Linked DNA regions of Mus musculus: all the other regions are linked to region 2. The links are chromatin loops, found by intact Hi-C in ENCODE. Cell type or tissue: left cerebral cortex. All regions are shown on one strand. Links, peaks and the distances in the headings refer to the core of each region. The heading gives the core; the rest is flanking DNA.

Region 1 (10,502 bases), core at 825-8,824, 51 kb after region 2:
TCTACAGAGTGAGTTTCAGGACAGCCAGGGCTACACAGAGAAACCTTGTCACGAAAAAACAAAACAAAACAAAACAAAACAAAACAACAACAACAGAAAAACCCAAGAGATCCACTAGTAGAGTACTTACACAACACACAGAAGACCTTGGGTTCTATGCCCAGCACCATAAAAAATTATTTGTTAATTTTTTTTAAAGGTCTGGGCTGGGAAGGTGGCTCAGTGAGTTAAAAGCATTGGTCACACAAGCCCAGGCAACCTGAATTAGAAATATGGAGTATAGGTATAAATCCAGATGTGGTGACACACATCTGTAATCCCACTACTCCTATGCAAGACTGGAGATGGAGACAAGCCCCCAGCATGGAGGAAGCGACACAGCAGAGGTAAAAGGGACTCTGCCTCAACAGGATGGAAGGAGAGAACTATCTCCCAAAAGTTGTCCTTTGAGCCATGTGCACAGCCACATTCGCACACTTCATACACACATCAAGAACAACAATAATAAAAATTTAAAAAAAAACAATAAAAATAATTATCTTCCAAAGATCTGGTGACCACTGTAGTCAAGCCCCAGACCCCATTTTGTTCTTCTCTCCCTCCCATGCGCTGGGAAGGTAAGCAGTTACAGCCTCTTACAGCTGGGTTGAGACTTCATGACCAGCACTGGAGAACAGTCTTTTGGTGGAAATGAAAAGTGCACTCTCTGGCTAAAGCGTAGCAAAGCAAGAGTGAAGTCCTTATTATTCCATTACTGTAATGAGCTATCTGAAGCCGAGTTCTTAACAAGAGTCTTTTAGTTCACAGTTTTGGAGGTCAACAATCTAACCAGCACATCACTGACTCTGGTGAGGACACTTTGGCTGTGTGACATCACGGCTGATAGAGTCCTGGGGAAGATGCTTGTGAGCATGATCGCATAGTAGTTGAGTTTGGAAACTCCAGTGGGAATCAGCTGGTAATGACCTCCCACTGAGCCCCACCCCTTGAAAAATCTCATTACCTCTTAACCAGATCACACTAGAAACCAATCTTTCAGTAATGGGGCGTTGGGATACAAACCTCAGCCAGACAATAATAATGAGTCCTAGCTCCCTAGTCCTGTGGGGTCCCTAAAGCTGCATGTTATTATAGACTAGCAATGTCTCTGCCAACTGGATCCCAGGGTCTCAGCAGAATTACCCACGGACACCAAACACCCTCAGTCCTTGGGAAGGGTGGTAGAGCATGCCACCCACACAGCATGCCGCTTTGATGGGGGAGGGGCGATGGGAGTGGGGGTGGGGTGGGAGGATCCTCTCAAGGACAGTTTAAGGAATAGCAGAAGCACACAAGGCACACTTTCTCTCTGTTCCTCAAGATGGCAGATTTAAAACCCCTGAGAGGAAGGTGCTTTCTTCATGCCAGGAAGAAAGGAACACACTTTAAGGAGTAGTCCTGGCCGAGAGAATTCTCTACAGATGACTTTGTTGAATTCTGCGCATCCTCCTTTAGCCATACTCTTCCTGCCCCACTAACTTAGTCTCTTTTCCACAACCTGCTTCACACTGTTCAATGTTATATCATACAAAACATGTTCTTGTAAAAAATATTTATAGCTGGGTGGTGGTGGTACATGCCCTTTAATCCCAGCATCTGGGAGGCAGAGGCAAGAGAATCTCTGTGAGTTCAAGGCCAGCCTGGTCTACAGAGATAGTTCCAAGACTGCAAGGGCTACACAGAGAAACCCTATCCTGAAAAGTCAAAAAAAAAAAAAAGTGTATGTGCCTGAGTGTATGTGTATGAGTGTGCACCACATGCATGGGGTAGTCTGCAGAAGTCACAAGAGGGCGTCAGACCCTCTGGAACTGGAGTTACAGGCAGTTGTGAGCCCCTCTCTTTGCTACTACTATACAGGTGCTGGGAACTGAACCCAGGTCCTCTGCAGGAGCAGTAAGTAAGAGCTCCTCACTGCTGAGTCCCACATACCAACTTTGTTGGCTCTTCATTTCCTTTTAAAGGCTCTGGTGTCATGAAGCAACTTATATCACATCTGCAGGCTTCCTTACTATTCACTTGTCTCTGTCAATCTACCTCTAGAGCTGGGACAGCAGTGGAGAAACCTGTTCCTTCCTCTCATCTGCCAGCATCAGCCACGACCCTGACCCAAGAGCATATAAATCTGGCTGAGTAAGGCCTGGAGCTAAGTAGTTCTTGAAGCATCCCTAGACTCTGGACTCTTGGTGGAAGGCATTCTAGGTTTCTCCGCAGGCTGGCAAACCTCCCAGTCTGTCACCAGTAGCAGCCACACTGAGGCTGTCCCTGTCCCCAGTACACCCCAGTCTTTCACGCCTCTTCCCCTCTGCAAGTGCATGCTGTCCCCTGACCCAAATGCCCTCCCATAGTTTTCTACAAGATAAAGTGAGTATGTGTGTTTATGTGTGTGTAAGAGTATATGTGTATGAGAGAGTATGTGTATGCGTGTGTGAAGGAGTGTGTATGTGTGTGTGTGTGTGCGCACACACACGTGTGCGCATGTATGTTTACAAAGCTAAACCAAAGAGCTATAATTTGGAGTCTTTTAACAACCCCTGGACAAAGTGAGGGTGGCAGGGGTAAAGCCAAAAATGTGACTGGAGTCACCCCTTGGGAAAGGGCGTCTTTCAAAGACAATTAGTCTGTCAGGGAACAGGACTTCCCACATAATAAGGCAAGCAAGGATTAGAGAACTAAAAATAAGTCCAGGTTCATTTTGCCAAGAATCAGCAGGCCATTCCACGCGCACACCTTCCTTTAATCATGATGCAGCCACTCCCGGCTGAAAGCACGGGAGGACAGGGGAAGCTTCCGAAGCTCTGATCCCTTAAATACAAAGGATGAGCAACCCACAGCAGGGCTGTTCACAGGATCAGGGTTTGAAGCTGTGCTAAGAACGCACGTGGGAGAATCACGTTCTGCTTTTAGGGTTTGCTTGATTTTTTTTCATTTCAAGATTATAATATAATAACATCATCTCTCTCTTCCCTTTCCTTCTTCTAAAACCTCCTTGCCATCTTTCCAATTCATGGCCTCTCTTTTTCATTAATTGTTATTGCATGCACATATGTATACACACATATATTCCTAAATATAACCTGCTCGGTCGGTATAATGCTACTTGTATGCATGTGTTCAGGGCTGACTTGGTACTGGATAACCGACCGGCATGCTCTTCCTTGGGGAAGACTCTCCCAAGCTCAGTGTTCCTTAGTTGCCTGTAACTCTTTGTGCAGGACCGAGGCCTCTCGGTCTACCCCCCAGTCTCTTTGGCCTGTCTATTGGTGTCCTTCTTCAGCTCACGTGGAGGCAGTCTTGTTGATGAGTTTGAAAGGGTCTTGTGTTGCTCTGGCTGTCCTGGGTAGCACTAAGACAGAGGGGTGTGGAACTGGAGCCTTCTCCAGAGGTTTTAGGAATGGACCCCACAACACTGTGAGGGCAGTTATGTATCACTTGTTTTCCCAGCAGGTAAGCCAGGAGCACCTCAGCCTGGAGCATCTCAGATTTTTCTGTCCTGGCTGCGCCCCTGTCAGTCACGACCAAGCTGTCCTGACACTGGCACTGGACACAGAGAGCCCCTACCTACCTGTTTCTTAGCCTCAAAATTGAGATATCAGTAGTCCCTACATCTTAAAGCTATCAGGTGTGTTCAGGGGACATGGTATGTTCTCAGCAAAGGCCAGCGATCACTTATGGAGACCAGAGCTCTTCAGTGCAGCTAGGAGGGGAACTATGGACCTGTGAGTTTGAGCAGGGAGACAAGCAGCTTTGTTTTAAATTGATTTACCCTTTCACAAGTTCTTTTAAAAAATGGTTGTAGTGTTTATATATTTGATGGGGGCATGCCATGTTACACACATGCAAGTAAAGGAAACTTAACAGGAGTTGATTCTCTCTTTCTATCATGTAAGCTCCTGGGATGGATGGAATTCACATGGTTAGACTTGGAGGCAAGGGCCTTTACCTGCTGAGCCAACTCACCAGTCCTGTCTTACAGTCCAAGTTGTCCTGATACTTGTGATACTCCTGCCTCTACCTCTTCAGGATATCCTACTGGTGTGAGCCACAAGTGACTGTCATAATCTTTCTCTCTCTTCACACACACACACACACACACCCCACACACTGTACTTTGATCATATTCCTCCCTCCATCCCTCCTCCTAACCTTTCTCCCTTCTCCCCAGCGGTACCCTCTTTCTTGCTCTGCTGTCCTTGAGCGTGCCCCACGGCTTTGAACTTGCATTGCATCCATGAATGGCTGGTGGGGGGCAGTTGCTTGAGGAAGGGCAACCTTATCAGCAACCACACCACTAAGGATATGCCTTCCCATCTCCTAGCAGCCATTAAGCACTTGAAGCTCCTCTGGGAGGTCGAGGACTTCATGAGCCTGTCCCCCATTCACAATGGAAGGCTGGTGGGCCAGTCTTGTGTGGGTGGCCATCACTGCTTTGGAGTCCGACTTGAACACATAGCTACTTAGCAAGTACTCCATCATTGAGATTCACAGCCAGACCATTTCTAGCATTTTTTAAAAAAATGAATCAGGGAACCACTATATTGCCCAGGTTGGCACTGGACTGTTTCTGTAGACCAGGCTGGCTGCAGAGGGGATCCCCCCTGATTTCCCAAACCCTTCCACAGGGCTCTGTGCTGCACGCGTGCCAACTGTCAGGAAGCTTGTGCCACCGCAGTGTCTGTGAACTCTGCTATTGTTCAGTCCTCCACAGGGCCCTAGGGTTCCTACATCAGAGCCACAGATGTGTTCTAGACAAACAGATAAGTCATTTCCTGCTGAGACTGCTGGATTCAGTAGGCAATCGGTGAATAACTCGGTCTACTTAAAAGTGACCGATGGTATCAATGACCCTGTGGAGCTGAGCAGCTGCAGAGGCAAAGATCTCCATGGAGCAGCCGCAGGAGTCCGACAGACTGGTCGACACTGCCACCCGGTGACAAGTCTGAGAACTACATAGAAGTTCTTACGCATAGGACTGGAGACCCCTGGAGCATCCTCGGAGCCAATCAGTGTGCAGGCAGCCCCAGGGAGCCAATCACTGTGTAGGCAGCCCCAATTACCCCAAATTAAACCAATCTTGGGCCGTTACTAGGTTATTGTTATTTTCATATTCTTGTTTTGAAACAGAGCTCCATTTTTAGCACAGGCTTGCCTTAAACTTGTAATCCTTTTTCTGCATCACGAGTGTGAAGATAACAGGCGCACACCGCCTTACCCGAGGCTTCTTAATTTCTCTTTGAAAGACCTTAGAAAGCTCGCTGTGCCTGTCACAGATATTCCTTCCCTAACAACCAAGGCCTTTCTACTTTCTGTTAATATCCATCACTTTGGCCTCCTTTCAAGGGTCCCCTGAAAGTCCTGTAGCATTCTTCTGGTGCCTTCCACTGAGCAGGATGTTTGTGAAATTCATTGTGTATCCACAGCCCATTCTTTTATTGTCGACTAATGGCCCACTGCATGAACACTCTAGTTTGTTTTCTTTTATACTAATGATGAACATTTGGGACGCTTCCAGCTTGGGCTGCTATTACGGTGAGCTAGTAACATACTTACAGAAATCTTTTTGTGAATGTGTTTTCACTCCTCTTGGGCACACACCCACAAGTTGGTGTGGTACTGAATTTGTGTTATTTGACTTGGCGGTAGATTCCTTTATCCATTAAGCCATTTCCCTGGTTTTTGTTCTTTATTTTGAAATTGCATGGTGGGTGATACTATAACAGTACAGACATTGTGGGTCTCACATTTTGAAATTTCAAGCACCATCTGAAAATATTAAATGAGAAGTGCCAGAAATAATCAATTCATATGTTTCCAGTTGTTTGATGATCTGAGTGGCATGATGAATTGTCATGGCTTCTGCTCCATCCTCCCCAGGGGAAGCCCGTGCTTCCCCTCTAGGTCCAATGTATCAATGCTGTATACACTACTTCTTCTCAGTCACTTAGCCATCACAGTTACTATGACTGACTCCCAGAGTAACACAGTGCTTGCATTTAGAGAACCCCTGTTTTTATCAATAATGGCCCAGGAGTACAAGACAAGTGATTCACATATAACAGAGAGGCTATGAGAATAAAGCACACACGATACAGAACTACGGGAGGTTTCATGCTCCACGGGGGACATCACAGAACACACCCTGATAGATAAATACAGCTGTATCTGAGAACAATGTTATGAGAATGTCTACTAGGCTTCTAAAGGTGAATAACAATGGAATGTTAAAAACAGAACACTCAGAGGCACTGTGGATGTAGCTCTATGGCCGAGTGACATATATATTGAGATTTTATATATATATATACATATATATGTGTGTGTGTGTGTGTGTGTCTGAGTATGGTTTTGCGCATGAGTTCAGTGCAGAGACCAGAAGAGGGCATCGCATCCCCAGAATTTGGAGTTACAGTTGATTGTGAACTATCCAAATGATGGCTGGGTGGTGTCCCCTGCAAAAGCAGCAAGGTCTTTTTTTTTTTTTTTTGGTTTTTCGAGACAGGGTTTCTCTGTATAGCCCTGGCTGTCCTAGAACTCACTTTGTAGACCAGGCTGACCTCAAACTCAGACACCTGCCTCTGCCTTCCAAGTGCTGGGATTAAAGGCGTGTGCCACCATGCCCGCCCAGCATGTTCTTTTAACCATGACCATCTCTCTAGCCCACTTGCAAGAAAGAAGGGGCACATGGAAGGGGGTGGAGGGACAGGACATGGGAAGAGTTGGAGGGAGGAAAGGGAAGAGTGATGTAGTTAGATTTTAATTTAAAACATTTAAAATGTAAATGCAGGGCTGGAGAGATGGCTCAACAATTGAGAGCACCGGCTACCCTTCTAGAAGACCAGGGTGTGACTCTCAGTACCCACGTGGCAGCTAACGACTGCAGCAGCTAATGTCTGTTCCACAGGATCTGACACCCTCTTCTGGCCTCCATAGGCACTGTACAAATGTGGTGCACAGACATACATACAGATCAAATATCCACATACCTAAAGTCAAAGTAAATCTCAACAAATGTTTAATGTGAATGTAAAGGAAGTTCAAGTGTGTTGATGTGTGAGTGTTGGTGTGCACGTGCCATGGTGTGCATGTGGACGTCAAAGGACAGCTTTTGGGAGCCCAGTCTCTCCTTCCACCTTGTCAAAGTGGGGTTCTTATATCTGCTGTTATATGGCTTAGTCCAGGTCAGCTGGCTCATGAACTTCTGGCGCATTCTCTCATCTCCACTTCCCAGTAGGAATGCAGGTGTGCACCCTCTTTTGACACAAAAACTAGCCGGCACAGTTAACTTTCAGAGTTGTGTCCAGAGTGACCCATTCCAGTTAGGCTCTGCCTTCCAGGCTATCCCCATCCCCTCAATCAATTTAACTGGGAATCCACCAATGAATTAGCCTGTCAGCATCCTCATGAGCTAATCACTTCCCCAAAGTCTGACCTCTGATCATTGCATTAAAGACCCAGTCTTCTAGACAGGAGCTTTTTGGGGGTACACTTGAGACTCTAATTATAGCAGGTAGAAATGCCAATTTGGGCTGAAAGAGACTACAAGAGGTGGGCAAATGAACACAATGTATGCCATTACTGACTGGAAACAGGATGGGGGACAGCAAGTGGTATTTTGGGGAAACCATGGATAAGCTAATGCTCTATGGCAGAGAGTATTACACTGGCATTCGATTTCTTGGGTTGAGTAAGGGTGATATGGTTAGACTGGCAGACTCAGTCAAATGTAAAGGAATAAGAAGCTCCATAGAAATTACTCCAAAATTAAAAATGGAGCTACCAGGTGATCTAGCAAGCCCACGCTCTGGCATTGCTATGGTTTGGGTAAGTATCTGCCATTAACTTTTCAAGCTTATTGAACACTAGATGGATAAATTTTATTGTATGTAAAGTAAATATTGGCAAAGTTAACTTTCCAAATACCCCAAAAATTAATTTGAAAGGCCTAATAAAGTTGATGAACCTCTGTAAATAGAACTGAGGGAAAGACTATAAAGAAGCAATCTCAAAAAGCACACAATTGTAAGCGAAACAGAGACTAAAAGGAAAAGAAAATTAATTCAATGACAAAAGAAAAAGTTTAAGAAAAACTTTTAAAAAATTAAGCAACAGAAATAGGACTAGTCCTTAAAGGTAATTAACAAATTTACAAACACACCAATTCCAATTTAGCAGGGAACATAGACACTCAGAGAATACAGACTTCCTGAGATGATGGAAATCATGACATTGGGAAATCTCAGACATGCTTGGATTCTTTAACATTAAAAAAAAATCAATATAGTTTGTTACGTTAGTAAGGAACAGCTTGGGGCTGGAGAGATGGCTTGGCAGCTGAGAATGTGTGCCGCTCTTACAGAGGACCCGAGTTCAGCTCCTGGCACCTACATGTGTAACTCCAGTTCCAGGAGAGCCGATGTATCCAACCTCTGTGGGCACCCACAGGCATGTGTGCATATCCTCACAAAGACACATATAATCACATCGATTAAAAAATCAAATGCTTTAAAAATGAAAAATATGCCTATTACAAAGACACACACACATATGTTTACTACTGCTTAAGAAAACAGTTAAAAAAACGTAAAACTCTATTATTTTCACAGCCATTTTTATTGAACTACACCATCATAACAAATATGGGATAGACAGGTCATATAAATGACTATACCAATTATATCTAACTATTTCCTAACACCTAATAGTTTACAAATCACTTTTGTATCCACTCTCTACCTAGTTCTAGCCACTCTCAAGTAGGTATGGCATTTTCAAAACACATATATAAAGAAACATTTCAAACACAAAGTGACTTGTCTCAAATATCAATTATCATCTTAATTTTGTTGATTCTCTATAATAACATATATCAAATGTTCTGATAACCATAAATAAGTAATTCATAATTGGAAAAAATAAATCCAAGCGACAAATGTAAATTCAATTTGCCAGTGGCTCTTACACATCCTTGGAATAAAGATAAAAATATTAATGTTACAGTTTATATTCATGATTGTAGTTATCTCTCATCAAGTTTGCAGTGCACAAATTGAACACTGCTATTTCAATTGAAAAAGTATAGTCCTGTGGGCTGGAGAGATGGCTCAGAGGTTAAGAGCACTGACTGCTTTTCCGAAGGTCCTGAGTTCAAAATCCCAGCAACCACATGGTGGCTCACAACCATCCGTAATGAGATCTGACACCCTCTTCTGGAGTGTCTGAACACAGCAAAGTGTACTAACAGATAATAAATAAATAAATCTTTAAAAAAAGAAGTATAGTCCTCTCAAAGTTAGAGGAAGCAGTGCATAGTTCCCACACAGGAGCCTATCTGTAGAACCAGTGGCCATTCCAGTTCTAGCTGACTATTCTGTACTGCTGTCTATATGCCACAGACCCGTGGGCTGTGCTCCACAACGTGCCGTATCCGTGCCCAGTGCAAGAATGGCAAGGGAAAGATAGAGTAGCTGTTTTCCCTAACAGTTCAAGCTCAGATGGAAATCTTGGGAAGAGAAACACAAGAAGGTTCTAACAGGTGGAGAAAGATGAGATGGACAAGGACTTAGACACCTGAGGGACCCACAGCAGAATTTCTTGGCACTTCTTCTTTTGCCTTGTATCACAAACTGCTTTTTGGAGAAGCTGACAACCTAAAACTGTGGAGTTGTGGAAGAGACAAAGAGGAGAAAAAGAAGAGGGGTAGATTCATAAAGGCCCAAGAAAAATCTACTTATTCTTTCTAAGAAACAGGTCAGGAAGGGGATAGACCAGCAGGACAGAAAACTTTTAGACAATATTGTCCAGTTTTAGCACAAAAGAACACACAGTCCTTCCCCTACCAGCACGGGCCATTTGGGGAGCCTGCATTTTCACTCTCCAGCCTCCGATGTGGTGGTGTCTGAGTTCCTACTCCAACCCTTCCTCACCAGTACCAGTGGAGGACACATGAAGGGATGAGGCTTCCAAATCTACCCAGAGACAAGACAGCCCTCCCCAGCCTTAAGGGCATCAGTGGGGCTTAGAGGCAGAATTTGCCCCATGGTAATGAAGTCATCTCACCCTACTCTAATACCGATAGTCATGACATCCATGGATTTCCTAGCCAGGCGGCATGAATGGGGAGCTACAAATCCTACCCCTCCCTAGCAGAACTGAAGTCCCCTACCATGGCGCCAATAGAGGCACAGGTAAATCCAGACTTCTAACACTAACTTAAAGCAACATGGATTGTGGAGTCCTTTCTCCACTGGAGGGATGTCAGAGGAGGCCTGCCAATGCAGAAGATTTAAATAGAGTATCAAGTTTTATAATACACAAAATATCTAGGCTTCTGTATAAAATCACCCACCACTCTAAGGTCAAGAGAGTCTTAGCTTGAATAAGAATGTCCAACATACTAATATAGCAAAGACCTTATAACTCTCTACCAAGATATTAGGACACACACACACACACACACACACACACAC
Region 2 (10,502 bases), core at 733-8,732:
TCTAGCAGAGGGTCAAGGCAACGGCTGTGACTTCCCTGGTTGTTCATGGACATGGCCTGGATACCTGCTACCTCTCTGGAGCCAGAGAGCATGCCCTACAGAGTCCTTGTGCACCTGGGGAAAGAGAGCCAGGCTCATCTTCCAAGTTCTTCTCACTCCTGTCTTACCATTTTCTCATCACTCTGATGGTTTATGCTGTTATTTTTTTTTCCTACAGATTTGGAAATGGGCATTTCTTCCTATAAATGTTCTTTATGGGCTGGCGGAGTGTCTCCACCAGTAAAGAAAGGCACTTGCCAAATGAGTCTGGCTTCCTGAGTTTTATTCTTGTGTATCATTCATATGGAGGTGGAAGGAGGGAACAGACTCCAAAGAGCTGTCCTCTGGTCATTACACCCAAGTCACAAGCTGAGCATACATCCACCACCACCACCACCACCACCACCACCACCACCAACAACAACAACAACAACAGCAACAGCAACAACAACAACAACAACAACAACAACGATGTGCTATTTGCTAACCTGACAGCTCTTAAGTATGCCTGGCTCTTCTTTTTGTGGACACCCCACACTGGGCACAACAGGCTCCACCCCAAAGTGTGAGGTTGACAGCTTCAGTCTGGCTTGCTCACTGCTTAGCATGTCACCCCTCTGGGTCAATGACAGCTCCCTGAAGCAGAAGGCTGCTTTGTGTGTCACACGCCTATGAGAAGGTCCATCTTTGTTTTATGGATTTAATTATGTCTCTATGGGGAATCATGTGACTGCCTTAGCCTAGCTAGGTCCTTTTCCTCCAATAAGAGAATAGGAAAAAAGAGCCCGGGGGGGGGGGGTCCTGAGCTTCAAGGTCTGAAGCTCTTCACACCCCAGTTCTCAGATCCCCATCTGCAAGATTCCCTTCCCTTCTGGGTAGGAAGTGCCCCTGCCAGCCAGCAGGCCCTGCCAAGCTTGGATGAGAGGCAGAGAAGCAACAAAGACACAGCCTTCTGTGACGCGCCCCTCCTCCCACTTCCAGGCCGGATCTAGGCCTCCTGTCAAGTCTTCCCGGTGAGTGGACTTCTGAAGACTTTAAGAAGGCTGTCATTGACAAATATCCTCTATACACAGTCTCAATACACACTGCCCCCCTTATTTCCTCTCTCTCCTCTGCATGGCACAATAGGTCCATATTGGCTCTGATGGAAGAGGACTTCTCGGGGAGGGAGGGAGCTGGGGTTCAGTGAGGATAGGGGGGCCCACATGTGCCAGGCAGGGAGGGCTTTCTAGAGCAGTTAGGAGGGCTTGGGTCTATATCCACTATGGAGATCAGGATCCTGGCCACCCATCTCTTTCCAGGCTTATGAGTCTGGGAATCTTGGCTTAGCTTTCTGAGAGTAAGGGGTCCCTATGGGAATGTACAAGGCACAGAGCCTTTATCCCCAAAAGGAGGAGCTACAGTCCCCATCCCCAAATGACATCTTCCGGCACCTGGTATCCCTGTCCCAGCCAGGCAGCCCTCACCTCGAGCCAGGTTCCCTGAGATGAAGCGGAAGAAGAAGCTGATGATGTCTCCCAGGTGCTTCTTACAGCCATGCTGACACTCCTGCAGTCTTGGGTAGCAGCCCTTGCCACACTCAGACATGGTGCTGCCCGGGTCCTGGTTCTCTGGTGGCCTTTCCAAACCTAGGCTCAGCACCCTTCTTCAGGGAGGGCTTGCCCTCTCCACACCTGCTTCTAGCTTGTTTCTCTTTCAAATCTCTCTCTCTCTCTCTCTCTCTCTCTCTCTCTCTCTCTCTCTCTCTCTCTCTCGGTGTCTCTCTTAGTCTATCTCTTGGCCTGTTTCACTCTCTCCTGCTCTTAGGAAAGTGCCAGAGACTGAACAGCCCCTCAGTCCAGGATCTGCTTTGTCTCCCTGAGCCTGCCTGGTACCTGCATTTATCTCCTCAACCTCCAGGACCCAGGAGCTCACTGTTCCCCCAAATAAGTGTCAGCAGCTGTAAAAAGCCCAGATGGGGGTGAGCATTGCTCTGGCACCTCGGGAGGAGGTGGCACCCAGTGCGACTTGCCGCTCAGGGTGTGAACCTCACAGGCCCAGGGACTTTCCACAGCCTGTTCCCACCCTGCCCCAGCCTTTGGCCTCCTCTTGACTCCTGGCTTCTACTTATTACCTAGAGCCCCATCCTCCCTGCGTGTCTGAGAAGTAGCAAACAGAGAGAGGAAGTGGTCTCTCTCATGAGGAGAGGGAACAGCCAAGAGCATGCTGGAGCAGGAACCAGACTCCCCACTCCCTTTACTGCACACTTGGTAAATGCCAGACAGCTTGCTGAGGTCCTCTGGTCACCAACGAGGCACCCAGTCCCCTCTCTGCGTTTACTTGTAGACATCAGGGTTTGTCAGAGGGAGGGATATGTTCAGTAAGAAGCCGCTATTCTAGGGCTAGGGGTGCAGCTGACTTAGTAGAATGCTCACCTGACATGCAAGAAGCCCTTGGTTCAACCCTCAGCAAAAACTTGTGGCCAACACCTTAATCCCGCTATGCAGGGATTGGAGACAAAAGGATCAGAAGTTCAAGGTCAGCCCCAGCGGCATTGCAAGTTTGAGGCCAACCTGGAACATACGAAGCAAAACAGAAAAACAGTGCCATTCTCCCGTGTTCCTTGCAGTCAACTTGGCTTAGTTCTGGCTAGTGAAATGTAAACAGCCTTCTAGAACTTTCTGTGCTCACCTTGCTCTACTGACACCATTGGCCGAACTTTCTCCTCCCAGGTGTCTTTCCCTTTCTTTTGCCTAGGACGATCCCAGAACGGCTAGAGCGGAAGTAACCACTTTGCAACTGAGAAGGAACAGGCCAAAGAGCAGAGTTTGAGATATTTTGCAATCACTTCCTAACTCAAATGCAGCCACTGTTGCTCAGGGCTTCTGTTCCATACAGAGGTAGGCAAGTCAAACCGCCTCCTCTAAAGCAGAAGTGAACTCGTGTGGGTTGCACACTCTGCCAGGTGAAGAAACTGCAGGATTTGGTGACACTTGCTGTGTACCTGGCCACGTCTGCTGCTCTGAGCTATTTACTGAGCACACACAAAGGCTGTGCAGCAGGGCCAGCAGGCAGCTCAGGCCTTGTGTCTATTAACCCAGTGTTTGCAGCAACCGTAGCAAATGTGTCTAAGGCAAGTTGTGACACCTTCTGGGTCCATGCAGGTCCCGACAAGAGTTTCCAGAAAACATGCTTTTTTGGCAATAGTCTCTTTCCCTCTGCACACAGCTAGTTGCAGGCTACTGAGCTATTTGTGGAGATAGATTGAAGTCTGTAGGTGCTGGGTAGCTGTGGGCCCTGAGCTACCCCTCCCCAGGAACTGGGAATCTATTGCTGGCCTCAGGCCTAGAGGGTTGTGTGTGTGTCTCTATCATCAGGTGTGCTGATGTGGGTGAGACCTAAGCCAGGGTGTGGGGTGGACAGGTAGGCAGGCAGCTCAGCCCTTGATGCTTCTGCCTCCCTTTCGACCACACTGAATTTCTGTCTGAGGGAAATCACATGTGACTGACAGGGTGGCAGGAAAGGTGACACCAAGCCGTGTGGCAAGGGCGGTGGGAAGGGACATCTTCCCCATCCTTGTGGCACGGAGAGGAGAATGTTCTCTACGGGTGCTTCTTACGCTGCCCGGGAGGAGCGGTGGCCGGAGGAAACCTTTCCCATTGATCATGGACTATGGTTAACCATGGGGTCAGGTGTCAGGGAGGTGGAAGGGGACATAGTCGGAGAAGGACCTACTGGGGCATGCATCCTTTCTAATGGCTTTTGAGAGGGTGCCAGGGCTGGGCAGGTGCCTGACAGCCCAGCAGCCAGGTGGCCTCTCTTCCTAGCCATGGCAGCACCTGCCCATAAACAAAGTACCATTTATCCTATTTGACTTACATTGTTACTCAGCATTCAGGCGCCTCCCCTTCTTGGCTACCCTGACCGCATGTTGTCATGTGCACAGTTAGCCAGCAGGTGGCAGACAAGCTCAGCTGTAGCCTTCAATGGCAGACAAGGGCCACTCTTGATGAGCCCCTGGTTTCAGACCCTCCAGCACTCCCGTTGCTCTGCATACCACACTCAGAGGTCACATTCGTCACTGTCATTAATCAAAGAGCTTGTTCCACATCCTGTTTTTTCCCCCTCTCCCAACTCCTGGCACCACTGGGACAGTAGAGATGCCTACTAAAGACAGGGAAAGGTTGGAAGCAGCTATAAGATGGATTCAGTCACGACCATACACAGGTCACAGTACTAACACGATCTACCTCTCTGTTCAGAAGGTGACCCAGGGGTCAGATGAATCCAGCAGGTGGTCCTTCAAGCACTCTACCTACTCAGTGCTTTTCTTGTCTCCATTTGAGAGAATTGAGACTCTAGAGGTAGAAGCTCCAAGGGGAGACGTCCAAGGGGCTATTGCCCTAAAGCCTAAGATGGTCACCTGGCCCCTTTGGGCTGCTCTTATCAATTAGAAAGGGCCAGCTGATAAGAGCCAGGTAGGTCATAGACTGGTCCTGGGGGTAGCTTACAGAGTGGCAAGGACAGTGTTTCAGCTCAGTGGTGTCTCTGGGGCTCCTAATAACACTCCTCAATGGGGATTACGGTCGCTTCCTAGGCAAGACCACAGACAGTGTAGACCTCTAAAGAGTGAAGGTTTGGTTTGCACTGTTGAGAACTCTTTGGATTGGATTAAAGATGGCCACTCCACGCTGCAGCCTGAGGTTCAGGGAGTCCATAAGTCCTTTCTTGAATCTGAACTGAGCCTGTGACTTGAATGGCTGATGAACCTGTGAGTCCACACTTCCGGAGGGCGGGGAGCACAGCCTTGGTTCCATGAATGGTGGGGTTGTGTGACTCAGAAGCTGCGTAGTGTGACAGCTGGGATGTAGGCTTTGTCACACTGTGGTTCCCTGTTCCTCTAGAGTTTCTGTGACTTTCCCCACACCCAGGGTCTCAGTTTTTTGCTTAACTCAGGACCCCAAGCCATTTTGGAAGGATTTTATTCTAACTTAGATAATTAAAGAAACCCAAATCTCTCTGACTTCCAGGAGAGGCAGACTTGAGAAGCAAGTCTGTCCAGTCGGTGGCTTCAGCTGAAACCACGCCTCCTTCAGAAGGCACTCTGCCAGGAAGGGCCACCCACAGAGAAGGCCAGAGTCACAGCTCTGGCACACTGAGATGTTCCTAGGGTCCTGGGCTGAGAATGGCTGTTTCTGGGTGGGGAGTCAAGCTGCCTGCCTTGCCCCCACCATCCGGACCTGTGCATCTTAAAGACCCTGCTACTGGCCCCCTGCTACCTCCCAGGGCACAGCCACAGCTGGACCAGTTCTTGCAACCCCACCTTGAGGTCCCTGAGTCTTGCCCATTCTGTGTTGAGATCCCGACTCACTCAAGTCTTGGGGACGCCATGCTGGGCCTTGACCTATACTTTCAGCAATCCCAGATACCTGTTTTTCTGATTCTGGGGCTGAATGGAAAAACCCCAACAAGGGCAGTGTCTGGGCTGCTGGACTGAACAGGCACCCAGTGCTCAGGATACCGTGGCAGGCCTCTCGGGACATGTGATGGAGATCCCCTGAATGGCGCTTATTGTTCTGTGCACCCAGAGCCTGAGAAGCAGACGCATCAACCACAGTGTGGCATTTCACATGCACACAAAATTGCCAGTGTGGCCACACCAACGGAGTCCTCCTTGGGGGACATAGATGGACGTGTTCCGACTGAGTTGCTGAAGCTCAGGAGCTCACCCCAGGGAATCAGGGAATATGGGATCTTCACTCCTGATTCTCTGGAGTCCCTGGAGGTGGGCTGCAGCTTCTGATTCACACAGCTTAAAGTGGCTTGCTTCCCATCAGCCATACCTCCTCTCAGTGTTTGGTAACTTTTGATAAACATGTCCATCCATGCAAATACAGGCTGGGCTGGGCTGCTGGGTACTCTCCTGGCCTTACCCTGTACTGTGTACTTCTGAAGGGAGTGACTAGGAAAGGGCTCTGGCTTCTAAGAAGCCACCCTGAATGGGATGTGAACACACCCTGCTTTCTCTTGGACTCAGTGCACCCAGTGCACCATGACATTGCCATCAGAGGTGTATAGTCCCAGCCAGAGCCACCATTGCCCAGTGCCTTGTGGGTCAGAGTGGCAATTATAGAGGAGAACAGAGGCCTGGACTATAGCTGCCATATTCTATCTGTTCAGGGAAACTCAAGATGACAGATATGGGGGAGGTGGGACTCTGAGTTGGAAGGGGACAGAAAGTTGAGCCACCTTGGTTGGAGCTGAGTCCTGTGGACACACTTAGAGGCCACACCAGAGTGCTACAGCTCTTGGAGCCCACTCTGGTGGACAATGGGAAACATTTTCACGTGAGTGCAAACCACACATGTTCTGCCACCTGCAAGACATTAGAACAGCGGGGGCCCAGGAAGGTGCCCCACATGTGTTAGTGCTTCCACGGGAAAGGTTCAGAGACAAAAGTCAGGGGTGGGTCAGTTCCGTTGGTGGAATGGAATCCAGCTAAGAGCAAGTCAGAATAGGCTTTGCCAATAAAGATGAGGTCTTAGGATGCAGCAACCTTGTCCCTTCATGTACACACATGCTCAGGCCCCTGTGCTTGCTCTCTCTCCTCCATTCAGGAATACTGGCTAACCCAGGAGTCTAGGAACACTGACTGTACCCATTGTCTGTCAAGGAGACTAAGGCTCCCTGGAGATCACACAGCAAGACTGTGTGGCTTACGAAAACACACAAAGCATCTCTTCCGGCTAAGCGTGTACCTCTTCCTGGTGATGGATTCTCATACAAGCCTCTATGCCATCAAAAAACATATGTGATATAGGCAGAGATCTTGCAACTGATCCTGGGATGCTGGCATGGGATTGCACTTCCACATGCATGGCATATGTACATGTGTGTGTATGCACACTCATGTGCAAAGGTGTGAGTATGTGCATGAGAGAGAGAGAGAGAGACTGCAGGGGCTCTGTGAGGTTATCTCTGCATTTTCTGTGCTACCATTCCTCGTAAACACCCCAGATAGCTGTGAAGAAGCACAGCACAGTTATTGGTGCTAGCCTCACTCCCATGCCATGAACACCCCAGAATGCCAGCCTCAGTCTCTGGGTACATGGGGCAAGAACCCGGAGGTACTAGATCTGCCCTGTGGGTAGGTCCAGGGCCCTTTTCTATGGAGGACTTAGAAAGGATTCATAGATGTTCAAGATAGCTCTGCCAGTGAGTGCTGGGTGAGGTACAGCCTGCCTCCTCAACCTCCAGCCTGCCTCTCTCTCCCAGGCTCTCTCTGGAAAACCTGTGTACGGTTCTGGTCTGCTGTCCCCATGTCCTGTACTAGAGCTCTGGTATTAGCGAAGGGAGAATGTGAATGAATGAAGACATGTTTCCCAACAGAGGTGGAGGCAGTATGGCCCAAGGTGGCCTCAGAGAAGACAGAGCTCAGCGTGATCTCTCTGCCCCCGGTCACTCTTGTCCTACCTGAGCCTTGTGGGGCAGCACTGGACAGGATCCACTTGATTAAGCAGCAACGCATCAGGGCCTGGCGGGTGAACCGTGGCCTTTGCCACTTGATGCTTTCCCTCTTGCTCAGTGGTATGCGCCCAGGATCTCCCAGGAGGTTGCCATCTGATGCCTTCACGGCTTCCTGCAGAGGAATGGAGGGAGGATTCATAAGCTCAGGCTCACGGGAGGGACCTCCAGAAGGTCCTATCGGCCACTCTGATATCCTGGGTGAGGCCAGTCCTAACCCTCCCAGGAACCTGCTCTGCGAGCTGCAGCAGTGCTGGCTGGAAGACCCCCTTCAGCCCCACCCCTTGAGCCTTGAGGTCCCCCCCATCCCTCATGGTTTCTTTCTGTCCTGCACTCAGGCTCTGGCATAGGGCGGGGCCCCAGAAGAAGCGTCCTAGGAAAGCAAGGCCATAAGTGAGCCCAGACTTGTTCGTCTTAAGCTCTTTCTCTCCCCCACAGCCCCCCACCAGCCTGGCTGACACAGCTGAATAGCTCCTGAGAGAACTCACTGAAGCCTAGAGAAGAGAGAGGTGATATCTTGAGGTAAGTGCGCTTCCTTTCTCCCAGTAAGGGCCTTGCATGGCCTTGACTGGAAGCGAGCCTGACAGTGAATGCAAATCTCTGTGACCACCTAAAGCAGCCTGCCCCGTGGCCATCTGGCCAGCTAATTAGGGGAACGGAGTGGGGTGGGGGGTGTTGAGAGACAGTGGGGCCTAAATTTGAGTAGGTGTGAATCGGAAAAGGTCAGCCTGGAGCCACTGTGGAACAATCAGAGCAGAGAGGTTTGTTTGCCTATGGCAATGCTGGCTTCAGTCCTGTCAATCAAACTGTCTGCCATCATTAGTCCCTAGTGGTGGCAGGGTAGCTCCTGGCTGGGCAGGCTGCAGTCAGCCATGACAGCCCTCTAGGCATCTGGTTTGCTTCATCTGTGTCCTGTGTCCACCAGCACATCAATGGAACAGGCATGTCTGGCTCTCAGTTGTCACCTCATATGCTCCAGTAACAACCCCTGCCTTTCCCTTCTCCAGGGTTCACTTGGTAGTGAGGAACATTGGTGTGGAGGGAAGGGATGCCAGGGATGGGGAAGGAGGCATCTCCCTACACGTATTGTGCATACACACTTGCATACTTGAACACACCTGTGTGTACACATGCATACATACACACAGGCACATGCTCCCACACACCCTGCCCTGGCTGAGTCAGAGGCACCTTCTACATTTTTAAGCATCTCATTCAGGAAAGGAATGGCTTTGATGGATAAAATCTGTATATTGGTCAAGGGGTAGGGGTAGGGTGGGTCGGGCAGCTGGTCCTTCGTTATCTCATGAATTCATTGCTGAAGACTCTGAATGTTGGGGTGGGGAAAGGTGGGAGCAGAAGCTGAGATGGACCTCAGAGCTTCAATGCCATTAGCAGGGGCGCTTCATTAGAAGCCCACCTTCACCCTACTCCCACTCACAGTGCTGACACCAGTAGATTTTGTCTCAAACCCTAGGCAGGTGTGACAGACCCTGTAATCCCCCAGGGTAGACTGAGACCCAGAAGTGCGTGTTACACACTGTCTTGACACACTCCTGTGAGGTGGGTCACACCATCTTTTTTACAGGTAAGGAAACTAAGTCCCCGAAGAGTGTGGGGACACGATACACAGTGGTGTGGCATTCTGACTCCAAACCAGATAATCTTAATCACAGGCTTCCAAACTGGCTGTTTATGGATCCTGGTCCCTGGAGAGATTTCAGAAGGTGGGTGTTGGAGTCCATTAACCAGATCTACAATCTCCCGAAGTAATTGTTTATGAACGCCCTGGGCTAAGGGGGCCTAGTGCCATTTTTCTCCCTGGTAGAGAGTCAGGGTGATATCTAGATACCTGCACTGGCTTCCTCTACCTGGCAGAATGGCCAGAACTCTCAGTTTGAGCCCCTCGAGGCAAGGGTTGTGACATTTTCCCTTCCTGAGGTAGCAGAGATCTCTGAAGAGAAAGAAGAGCAGAGAAAAGGGATCCTGCCCATAGTCCCTCAGAAGAGTCAAGCCTGTGGCCTGGGCCCATCCCATTGTGAGGGAGGCAGGAGCAGAGATGGGTGAGCGCAGGTCATCTTCATGAATATTTGACACTTGTCTGTCTGGGAGAGGGTCTGATTGAGCTGCCAAGGAATGTTAAATCGCTCTCCTGACACCCTCTTCTTGCCTCCCAGGCTCAAAGGCATTGAGGGGAGGTAGGTGACCCCACAGCCCCTTCACTCTTACGGGCTCTGTGAGAGTAGGTGACAGAATGAGGGCTGCTGGGTCACTGAGGACAGTGGAACAGGCATTAAACATCCGTTTGCCCCTGCTCGGAGTTGATGGCTTCCTGTCACTTTGCAAATCAAACCATGTCCCATGCTTGCCCCCAGCTCACTGTGCTCCTCACAGGCTGCCTCTCTCCACAGCACTGCCTGAGTATCTGGTATCTGCTGATCCCTGCACTGGAAGCTTGTCCCCTGGATGCTCAAGGCCACACTCAGGTGTCAGACCCCTGAAGCATTCTCTAACTAGGTCACTCCCTTGTGCCTCCACCTCAGCCTCTGTGGCGGCAGCTTCCGGGCAGCATTGAGTAGCTTGTTATTCTGCTTTCAGCAGAATGTCAGCTCTGACACTACGTGTGTGTGTGTGTGTGTGTGTGTGTGTGTGTGTGTGTGTGTGTGTGTGTATTGCTCATTCTACCATAAAGCCTGGCCTATGAGCCCTTAATTTTCCAAACCCTACAGTAAAAGGATAATCCATCCAGAAGAAAGATGCACAGACATGTCACCAAAGGGAACAGAGATGGCACATAAACACCTGGGAAAATGCCATCTTCTACCACCACAGAAATGCCATTGAAAACCACCATGAAAGCCAGCAAAATGGTTCAGTGGCTAAAGCGCCTATAAGCTTAAGGACCTGAGTTTGATTTCTCGAACCTACACAAAGGTGGGTTTCACAAAGGTGGTGAGAGT
Region 3 (10,502 bases), core at 1,673-9,672, 160 kb after region 2:
AGCCCAAGAGGGTGACAGTAGCCCTTCAACTGACCAACCCAACCTGTCTGGGGAGTTTGCCTGAGGGAAGACCTGGTCATGGTATTACAAGAGTGACTCAGTTCACCCCTACCTCTGGATCAACATTCCAGAACCCACCACCTGCCCAAATCACTTCCTCTCCCAAACTCAAGCAGAAGAAAGTCCAGGATCCTGGCCTTACCAGGTTCCCTGGGACACATTGGCTTCCCTTTCTCCTGCCCACCATTCCTGCCCAATCAGTTGCTCCTTATATGGAACCGGAGTCCAATATAATCAGTACAGAATAGTCACCAGATACAGGAAGCACATGCCCAATGGGAGCTCCATGCTGAACTCGGAAGAGACACGATGGGTATTCGTCATCCATGAGACAGTACAGTAGGGTATAGGAAAGCTTTTTTTTCTTTTTCAAGTGAAATAAATCTTCAAAATAATTATTTTTTGAGAATTTTATGCAACATATTTTGATCATGTTTACCCACAACTCCTCTACCTAGTTCCTCTCATATCCATTTCTCACTCCCTAAATGTAAGAAAAAATTTTTCTCCCATACTTACTTAACCTTATTTTATGCCCCTAATATATATGTGTGTTTCAGCATCTTATCAAGGCCAGGTGTTTACTCAAAATCTACATCCAGGACAGCTCCGGAGGAGCAACCCACAGATGCTCCAATCTGTCCTCACAGACACAGCGGCTTCTACTGGACCTGCTCCTTCCTACCCAGGGATGGTTCCACAGACCCTGACAGCAAGGAAACAGCTGACTCTCCTAAGGCTAGACCAACATCCCATCCCCATCTTCTTAGGCTCCCCAGATACCCCAAAGTCAGAAGGAAGCACCTAAAGATCATGAAGGCCCTATTCCTGCTTCACCATTGCCTCGTTCTACTTTCCTCTTTTTAAATTAAACCAAAATGGAGAAATGTTAGCATTCCTTCTAGGCTCTGCCCAACACTTATAATAATAATGATAATAATCATGATAATAGTCAGGTAAGTTTGGCTTGCTATAAAAGGGGCTATTTGGCCCTCCTCGATCTCTCTGTCTCCTCTCTCTGTGTCTGTGTCTGTGTCTGTGTCTGTGTCTGTGTCTGTGTCTGTGTCTGTGTCTGTGTCTGTGTCTGTGTCTGTGTCTGTGTCTGTGTCTGTGTGTGTCTGTGTCTGTGTCTGTGTCTGTCTGTGTCTGTGTCTGTGTCTGTGTCTGTGTCTGTGTCTGTGTCTGTGTCTGTGTCTGTGTCTGTGTCTGTGTGTGTGTCTGTGTCTGTGTCTGTGTGTGTCTGTGTCTGTGTCTGTGTCTGTCTGTGTCTGTGTCTGTGTCTGTGTCTGTGTCTGTGTCTGTGTCTGTGTCTGTGTCTGTGTCTGTGTCTGTGTCTGTGTCTGTGTGTGTGACTGTGACTGTGACTGTGTCTGTGTCCGTGTCTGTCTGTCTGTCTGTCTGTCTCTCTCTCTCTCTCTCTCTCTCTCTCTCTCTCTCTCTCTCTCTCTGCCTGAGAGTTCTTGCCTGCTGCAGGACTGGATGGATGTGAGCAACACACCTTTCTTTCTCCCATTCTCACAGAGCCCCCACCTCTATGGTACAGGAGACAGGATTGACAGAGATGGCTGTAAACCTGAGATGGGGTGAGGGTGAGGATGGGGGCAGGAACTCCTTGGTCTCAGAGGCTCCAGCTGGCAAGCACACCTTGCTCTTTGGTTTTTTGGACTCCTTTAGGCCATGCATGGCTATAAACCTCTTGCCTTATTCCTTCTCCCCACAAGTAAGAATTGAGCATTTAGGCACCAAGCAGGGCGTCCCACTGTTTTCTCTTGGCCACTGCCCTTGTCGTCTTTCACGTTGAGTCCAAAACAGATACTCATTTATTAAGAGTCACTCAGGCTCCCTCAGGTGACAGAATGCACCCAAGACTCTGGCGGCCATTAATTCACTGCTTATACAAATTACTTAATGTCTCTGTTTCAGTGTCTTTTGTCTATAATAACAATAATAATACGTCTCCCACAGGCCATTAGTGGGTTAACAAGATAAAACGTGTTGAGTACCCTTTGTGTCTGGCACAGTAAACCCCAAGATGTGGGGACATGGCTTGGAGGGTAAAGTGCTTGAAATGAAGTGTCTATGTCCAGCATCCATGTAAAAGTGGCAGCGTATGGTGTAACCCTAGTGCTTTGGAGCAGGGTGCAGAGGCAGGCACATCCTGAGGGTGGCCTTACAGGCCAGGCTGGCTGAGAAAGTAAGCTCCAGGGATAAAGAGAGACACTGTTTCAAAGAGTGAAGTGGAGAACAACAGAAAATGACACTGGGAGGAGGGTGACTTTTTAGGCCTCTGTCACTGCATGCATGGGCACACACTTGTACACCTGCATGTACACATATATACCATTCCTACATGCCATGTGTATATATATATATACACATATAAAAATGTGGGCAACGACCTTAGCATTAACAGCGTTCATGCACCCTGGGACTCTTAGTCAGGGTTTCTATTCCTGCACAAACATCATGACCAAGATAAAAGTTGGGGAGGAAAGGGTTTATTCAGCTTACACTTCCACATTGCTGTCCATCACCAAAGGAAGTCAGGGCTGGAACTCAAGCAAATCAGGAGGCAGGAGCTGATGCAGAAGCCATGGAGGGATGTTACTTCCCCTGGCTTGCTCAGCTTGCTTTCTTATAGAACCTAGGACAACCAGCCCAGGGATGGCACCACCCACAATAGTCTAGGCCATCCCCCATCCCCTGGTCACTAATTGAGAAAATGCCTTACAGCTGGATCTCAAGGAGGCATCTCCTCAAGGGAGGCTCCTTTCTCTGTGCTAACTGCAGCTTATGTCAGGTTGGCACACAAAACCAGCCAGCACAGAGTCATATGTCATCATGTGTTTGTGCACTTTGACCTCGTGCATGGACAAAGCCCCTGTTACAGGACATCCTGGCTGTCACCCACACACCAGCTTCCCTGCTCAATCTAGGAGGTTCCTCCGGGCCTGAAGCCATTTCTATTCTTTCTCCTTTGACTAGTGGAAGCTCTTGTTCTGGTCTCTGCAGGGACAGTCACACCTTGACTGAGGACAGAAAGAAAGGCCACAGTAGGCTGCCATCTCTCATGCATAATCATAATGACAAAACCAGGTACCACTTCTCTACCATCCAGGATGACAATATCTTCTTCTAGTGGGACTCCTGGAATGAGCCAGGGTTCTGCCCCCGATAGCCACAGAAGCGCTAACTTAGAAGCATCCCAGAATGCCAGGCTCAGAAAGTGCCTTGTGAGTGGCCCTGAGCGGCCCACCCTCCCCAAGCTGTCTAATGAGCATAATTGATCAGTTCTGCTCACTTTGGATATGCCCACGCTGGTGACTCAGAAATCATTGGCCAAACTAGGAGCTGACAAACAGGCTATAGTGGAAGCTGGAGTCTTTTCCCAGGACCATCACAGTGGTCTGGGCCCAGTTAAGAGCTAAGAGTAGTCCCCAGTGGCACCCTGCAAGTCAGCGGTCACAGTCACACCATCCCACCTACAGTCCCTATTGTCTTATTGAGCTTAAAGTATCTTTTGATAGAGGACACAACAAAGCCATTGGATAGACAAGAGGCAGAACCCTTTTTATTTTAAGCTTGGAATGAGAGCAGCTGCCAGGCACACCAGGCTCAAAATGCCAGCAAGCTGGATCTGTCAAGGCAGCTAATGGCTCATGCCTATAATACCAGATACTCAGCACATGAGGTGGAAGGATCAGGGGTTCAAGGCCTTCATGGTCAACTTAGCAAGACCATGTCTCAAAAAGGATCGTAGAGGTAGGGCATTTGCCAGCATTCACGAGGTCCTGGGTTCAATCCCCAGAACTATAAAGAAGAAGAGGGAGGAGGACTCATGCCCACTGTCAGGGTCTCAAAGCTGTGACACTATAATCCTATCTCTGCTTTCATAGCTGTATCTGTTGAGGCAGATGCTAGGCCCACTCTAAGAGGGCATTCCTGGAGGGGTATCCAGATATGCCACCTGGAGAAACCATGTTTACCTTCTGTTTTCTTCTACACAGGAAACCCAACTCCATATGAACAGAAATCCTACAGGATGCATCTCTGGATTAGAACTGTTGAAGTCGCAAACACTGAAGACAAACATTTGGTTTTGTTTCTTAGTTAAAAACTTGTTTACTGGGTTACAAGAGTTAAGTTTCATAACTGTGTTTTCAAACCTGATTTGTTTTGTTGTTTCTCTTCCCATACCTTCCACATCCTCTCTGCATCCCCATGCACCACACCCTCCCTGTACCCCATGCACCACACCCTCCCTGTACCCCCATGCACCACACCTTCCCTGTACCACCATGCACCACACCCTCCCTGTACCCCATGCACCACACCTCAGTAACCTCCTTTTGCTTCTCTTATCACATGTGACCTTTGCCTTTCCCTCTCATGGTCCCCTAACTAACTACTTTCATACTTCTCTCTCTCTCTCTCTCTCTCTCTCTCTCTCTCTCTCTCTCTCTCTTTCCAGACAGGGTTTCTCTGTGTAGCCCTGCTTGTCCTGGAACTCACTCTGTAGACCAGGCTGACCTTGAACTCAGAAATCCGCCTGCCTCTGCCTCCTGAGTGCTGGGATTAAAGGCGTGTGCCACCACTGCCCAGTTAGTCTACATCTCTTATTACACACATACACACATTAAAAATTAGAATTCACGTAGGAGAGAGAACGAGACAGGGTCACTTGATAATTCTTTCTAGTTGCAACCATTTGCTTACAGATTTCGTAATTTTCTTTTTCTTGACAGCTAAGTAAAATTCTGTTTTGTACATATGGCACATTTTCATTATCTGCTTCTCTGTTGATGGGTGTTGGGGCTGGTTCCATCTTTTTGCAACTGTGAATGGTACAGTAGTAGACACAGATATCTCTGTGGTATAGAGCTCTTTGTGTAGATGCTGAGGATCTGAACACTGGGCCATATGGCTTTCTTTTCCTTCCCTCCCTCCCTCCTTTTTTTTTTTTTTGGCTGACAGGGTTTTTCTGTGTAACCTTGGCTGTCCTGGAACTCACTCTGTAGTTCAGGCTGGCCTCAAACTCACAGAGATCCACCTGCCTCTGCCTCCTGAGTGCTGGGATTCAAGGTGTGTGCCACTACCCATCTCTGCCTGCTCTTCTTTTAGAACACTTTGAGGCCTCAGTATTGCCTGAATAAAGGAAAACCTGTGCCCCCTAGTGGCAGTTTGAAATATAACACTTTCATTCAATCTGGAAGGAAAATTACCTGAAATTCCTTATGTTCAACTTCTTTCTTTCTTTCTTAGAGACAATAAAGACCCAGCACGAACTGCATCCCAGCCTCTGGCTCTGATGCAGTCTCTCAGGAACTTGGGGGGAATTCTCTTAAAGTCTTCTCTCCCCAACCTGTACCTTCTGTAGGGGGAATTCTGAGACTCCCTTTATTGCCTGGACTTATATCTTTATGCTCCTCCCAACGGACTTTGGAACTAGTTCTGGAACTGCTTTCTATCTGAAACCCCACATGGGACTTTCCAGACCCCCAGAAGGCATTTATGTTCTTAGGGCTTAGGAATGAACATGGGCTGGAAGAATTCAGGTCTGAGACAAAATTCTCAGATGACACTGAGTTTCAACATATGAAGGTCTCTGACCTCTTGTGGGCTGACATAAGCATCTTTTGGGGACAAACACTTCCCTAGGCCTAGAGACAGAGAATGAAGAGAACCTCTCAGCTCTTTAGGTTCAGTTTTGCGCATCTAACACAGCCTTCTCCATTGGGTAAGCAGCTGCTTCTGCTTGGCTTGGCTTAGGATAGGATAATCCTGTAGGTAGATGGCCCAGGGTTCTGTGACTGTCTGCTTAGGAGGAGGAATATGAGATAGCAGGGGTGGTATCATGTTGTCTGCTTTTTGAGCAGGAAGCCAGTCAAACTCTACTGCCTTCCTTGAAAGGCTCAAACCCAGTCCCTGCTTCTGGGACTGACAATTCTATTAGCTAAGAAAACCTTTAAGTTACTACTAATGCCCCACGCCAGCTCCTCTCCTTGTTAGAAACTCATTGTTAGATGTCCCTCTGTCAACTGACAAGCAGGCTTTTCCAACAGCAATCTCTTCTGAAGAGAATGAAGAGATAGCTTCTCAGAGATGAACCCTTTTGTTGTTTTGTTTTGTTTTTGTTTTCGAGACAGGGTTTCACTATTGTAGCCCTGGCTTGCCTGAAACTCACTATATAGACCAGGTTAGCCTTAAATTCACAGTTCCTCCTGCATCTGACTCTCAAGGGCTGGGATTAAAAGAGTATACACCACATCAACTAAGAGAGCTGTTCTCTTAAAGCTGGCTACCTTCTGACTTCTCCCCCGAGGACATAAAATGAGCCCTGCCCTCCTGCCTCCCGACTGTCTGGAGGTCCTGGCCATACCTAACTCAGGTCAGCCTTACCAGAACAGCCCCTAGAGAACTCTGATCATCTTTGGTTTGCTGTTGGGAGTTACTTCATGTCAAAAGTAAAGTGTAAGGTGGGACAGGCCATTGTCCTCTAAAAGACACCATTGTTAATGGAGTTTAGGGTCAAAACCTGGGCTTCTGGAAGTTTCTTGCCTACCTGTCCCCAGTATGCCAATCACAGAGATAAGAAATAGTTACAAAGTAGAGAAAAGAGATTATTCAATGTACATCCCTGGGAAAGCAAATGCAGAGGTCCAGTGTCCCCCAATCTGTCTTCAGGGTCCAGACATGAGGTATAGTTTTAAACAGAGAGCAAGAGTTGTACGAAAGCAAGCTGTTGGTGGCTGGGGAAATGGTTCAGTGGTTAGGATCTCTTGCTGTTCTTAGAGATGGGTAGTGGTGGGGATTTGGGTCCAAGCACCAATGACTCCAGCTTCAAAGGATCCAATGCCCTCTTGTATGTGGAATAGGGTAGGAGCAGTGGCCATGAGAAGACAGTGGGACACCCTGCTTGGTGCCTAAATGCTCAATTCTTACTTGTTAAGACAAGAGGGTTATAGCCATTCATGGCCTAAAGGAGTCCAAAACACCAAAGAGCAAGTTATGCTTGCCAGCTGGAGCCTCTGAGACCAAGGAGTGCCTGCCCCCATCCCCACCCTCACCCCATCTCAGGTTTACAGCCATCTCTGTCAATCCTGCCTCCTGTACCATAGAGGTGGGGGCTCTGTGAGAATGGGAGAAAGAAAGGTGTGTTGCTCACATCCATCCAGTCCTGCAGCAGGCAGGATCTCAGACAGGGACAAACCACCCAGGTCAGCAGGCTGCAAGTGGGGATGCCTTACTCTGAGAGAGAGAGAGAGAGAGAGAGAGAGAGAGAGAGAGAGAGAGGAAGCTGGAGAGATGGCTCATGGATAAAGAGCATGTACTGTTCTTGCAGAGGTCCTGAGTTCGAGTCCCAGCACCTACAGTCAAGCTGCTAAACTGCAGCCCCAAGGGATGGGACACTCTCTTCTGGTCTACTTTTCTGCCTGCACCCGTGTGTTTTCTTATTTATTTTTTTAATCAGAGTCTTCTTTGTAGATGAGGTTGGCTCTGAAGTCTTGATCCTCCTGCCTCGGTCTCCCAAATGTTGTGACTACCCCAGGCTCAGCTCACACAGGTGGATTAAGCTTTATGTTGAGGTACAACGAAATTCCTCTTTTCACTCTCCAAAGATGTTCTTCTGGAACCAGTGAGGAAAAAGTGCTTACAGCCAAGCCTAAGGACCCAAACTTGATTCCCAGGACTCACATGCTTGTGTGTGTGTGTGTGTGTGTGTGTGTGTGCATGCGCATGTACCACAATCAACTAAGAGATAAAAATCTTAAACAAAATAAAGATTTCTTTGGTAGATAGAACGAGATCCATAGCTGCTCTACTTCTAAAAAGGCAAAATTTCTCAAGATCTATCTACAGAATAACAAAATCTCTACCAAATTCCCCATGGTTATGTGTGATGTAATCATATATTTTAGGTTGAAGCAAAAGTCACATGGAAATGCAAAGGATCCAAAATAGCTAAGATAATCCTTGGGGTTTTTTGAAGTGGAGTTATAGTTTATTAAGAAAGAGCTTCGAGACTGCCCGGGCCTGACCCGGGGCAAAAGCCCCTTCCGCTCCACTCGAGCCCCGGGCTTCCTTGCCAGCGGAGTTGCCTGACACCCGCAAGGGCCCACACAGGATTCCCCACGGGATCCTAAGACCTCTGGTGAGTGGAACACAGCGCCGGCCCCAATCCAATCGCGCGGAACCTGAGACTGCGGTACATAGGGAAGCAGACTGCCCGGGCCTGACCCGGGGCAAAAGCCCCTTCCGCTCCACTCGAGCCCCGGGCTTCCTGGCCAGCAGAGTTGCCTGACACCCGCAAGGACCCACACAGGATTCCCCACGGGATCCTAAGACCTCTAGTGAGTGGAACACAACTTCTGCCAGGAGTCCGGTTCGAACACCAGATATCTGGGTACCTTCCCTGCAAGAAGAGAGCTTTCCTGCAGAGAATACTCTACCCACTGAAACCAAGGAGAGTGCTACCCTCCCAGGTCTGCTTATAGAGGCTAAGAGAGTCACCTGAAGTACAAGCTCTTAACAGAGACAACTATAACAGCTAGCTTCAGAGATTACCAGATGGCGAAAGGCAAACGTAAGAATCCTACTAACAGAAATCAAGACCACTCACCATCATCAGAATGCAGCACTCCCACTCCACCTAGTCCTGGGCACCCCAACACAACCGAAAATCTAGACCCAGATTTAAAAGCATTTTTCATGATGATGATAGAGGACATCAAGAAGGACTTTCATAAGTCACTTAAAGAATTACAGGAGAGCACTGCTAAAGAGTTACAGGCCCTTAAAGAAAAGCAGGAAAACACAGCCAAACAGGTAGAAGTCCTTAAAGAAAAACAGGAAAACACATCCAAACAGGTAATGGAAATGAACAAAACCATACTAGAACTAAAAAGGGAAGTAGACACAGTAAAGAAAACCCAAAGCGAGGCAACGCTGGAGATAGAAACCCTAGGAAAGAGATCTGGAACCATAGATGCGAGCATCAGCAACAGAATACAAGAAATGGAAGAGAGAATCTCAGGTGCAGAAGATTTCATAGAGAACATCGACACAACAGTCAAAGAAAATACAAAATGCAAAAGGATCCTAACTCAAAACATCCAGGAAATCCAGGACACAATGAGAAGACCAAACCTAGGCATAATAGGAGTGGATGAGAATGAAGATTTTCAACTCAAAGGACCAGCAAACATCTTCAACAAAATAATTGAAGAAAACTTCCCAAACATAAAGAAAGAGATGCCCATGATCATACAAGAAGCCTACAGAACTCCAAATAGACTGGACCAGAAAAGAAATTCCTCCCGACACATAATAATCAGAACAACAAATGCACTAAATAAAGATAGAATATTAAAAGCAGTAAGGGAGAAAGGTCAAGTAACATATAAAGGAAGGCCTATCAGAATTACACCAGACTTTTCACCAGAGACTATGAAAGCCAGAAGAGCCTGGACAGATGTTATACAGACACTAAGAGAGCACAAATGCCAGCCCAGGCTACTATACCCGGCCAAACTCTCAATTACCATAGATGGAGAAACCAAAGTATTCCACGACAAAACCAAATTCACACAATATCTTTCCACGAATCCAGCCCTTCAAAGGATAATAACAGAAAAGAAGCAATACAAGGACGGAAATCACGCCCTAGAACAAACAAGAAAGTAATCCCTCAACAAACCAAAAAGAAGACAGCCACAATAACAGAATGCCAACTCTAACAACAAAAATAAAAGGAAGCAACAATTACTTTTCCTTAATATCTCTTAATGTCAATGGACTCAATTCCCCAATAAAAAGACATAGACTAACAGACTGGCTACACAAACAGGACCCAACATTCTGCTGCTTACAGGAAACCCATCTCAGGGAAAAAGACAGACACTACCTCAGAGTGAAAGGCTGGAAAACAATTTTCCAAGCAAATGGTCTGAAGAAACAAGCTGGAGTAGCCATTCTAATATCGGATAAAATCGACTTCCAACCCAAAGTTATCAAAAAAGACAAGGAGGGACACTTCATACTCATCAAAGGTAAAATCCTCCAAGAGGAACTCTCAATTCTGAATATCTACGCTCCAAATGCAAGGGCAGCCACATTCATTAAAGACATTTTAGTAAAGCTCAAAGCACACATTGCACCTCACACAATAATAGTGGGAGACTTCAACACACCACTTTCATCAAGGGACAGATCGTGGAAACAGAAACTAAACAGGGACACAGTGAAACTAACAGAAGTTATGAAACAAATGGACCTAACAGATATCTACAGAACATTTTATCCTAAAACAAAAGGATATACCTTCTTCTCAGCACCTCACGGGACCTTCTCCAAAATTGACCATATAATTGGCCACAAAACAGGCCTCAACAGATACAAAAATATTGAAATTGTCCCATGTATCCTATCAGACCACCATGGCC

The links. Hi-C counts contacts between places; a loop is a spot of excess contacts. Peaks named below come from ENCODE experiments on the same cell type or tissue, not always from the same donor. Only the 100,000 strongest peaks of a DNase experiment are listed, where the experiment ranks them.
Region 1: a loop joins it to region 2, with 7 times the contacts of the local background. A loop is called at or near these places in 31 of 42 quality-filtered maps.
Region 3: it touches region 2 in a loop (20-fold over the local background); 4 of 42 quality-filtered maps call a loop at or near these places.

Annotation. Positions count from the first base shown.
Region 1 is chr2:127,554,553-127,565,054 of GRCm38, forward strand. No RefSeq gene overlaps it. Among named protein-coding and RNA genes, the nearest start is that of Prom2, 18 kb to the left of the region's middle. In left cerebral cortex, for the core only: a CTCF peak has its summit at 4,965 (motif pointing left); a DNase peak (open chromatin) is centred at 4,984; H3K4me3 peaks cover 355 bases.
Region 2 is chr2:127,503,338-127,513,839 of GRCm38, forward strand. Kcnip3 (Kv channel interacting protein 3, calsenilin) reads right to left here. Exons shown (of 9, transcript NM_019789.4): 2 at 7,492-7,657. Gm35478 (a long non-coding RNA gene) reads left to right here and starts at 842. Exons shown (of 4, transcript XR_003953902.1): 1 at 842-1,052; 2 at 7,981-8,064. In left cerebral cortex, for the core only: CTCF peaks have their summits at 3,955 (motif pointing right) and 5,039; DNase peaks (open chromatin) are centred at 990, 2,111, 3,963, 4,865 and 2 more places; H3K27ac peaks cover 1,907 bases.
Region 3 is chr2:127,662,841-127,673,342 of GRCm38, forward strand. No RefSeq gene overlaps it. Among named protein-coding and RNA genes, the nearest start is that of Gm22889, 9.5 kb to the right of the region's middle. In left cerebral cortex, for the core only: a CTCF peak has its summit at 5,241 (motif pointing left); a DNase peak (open chromatin) is centred at 5,227.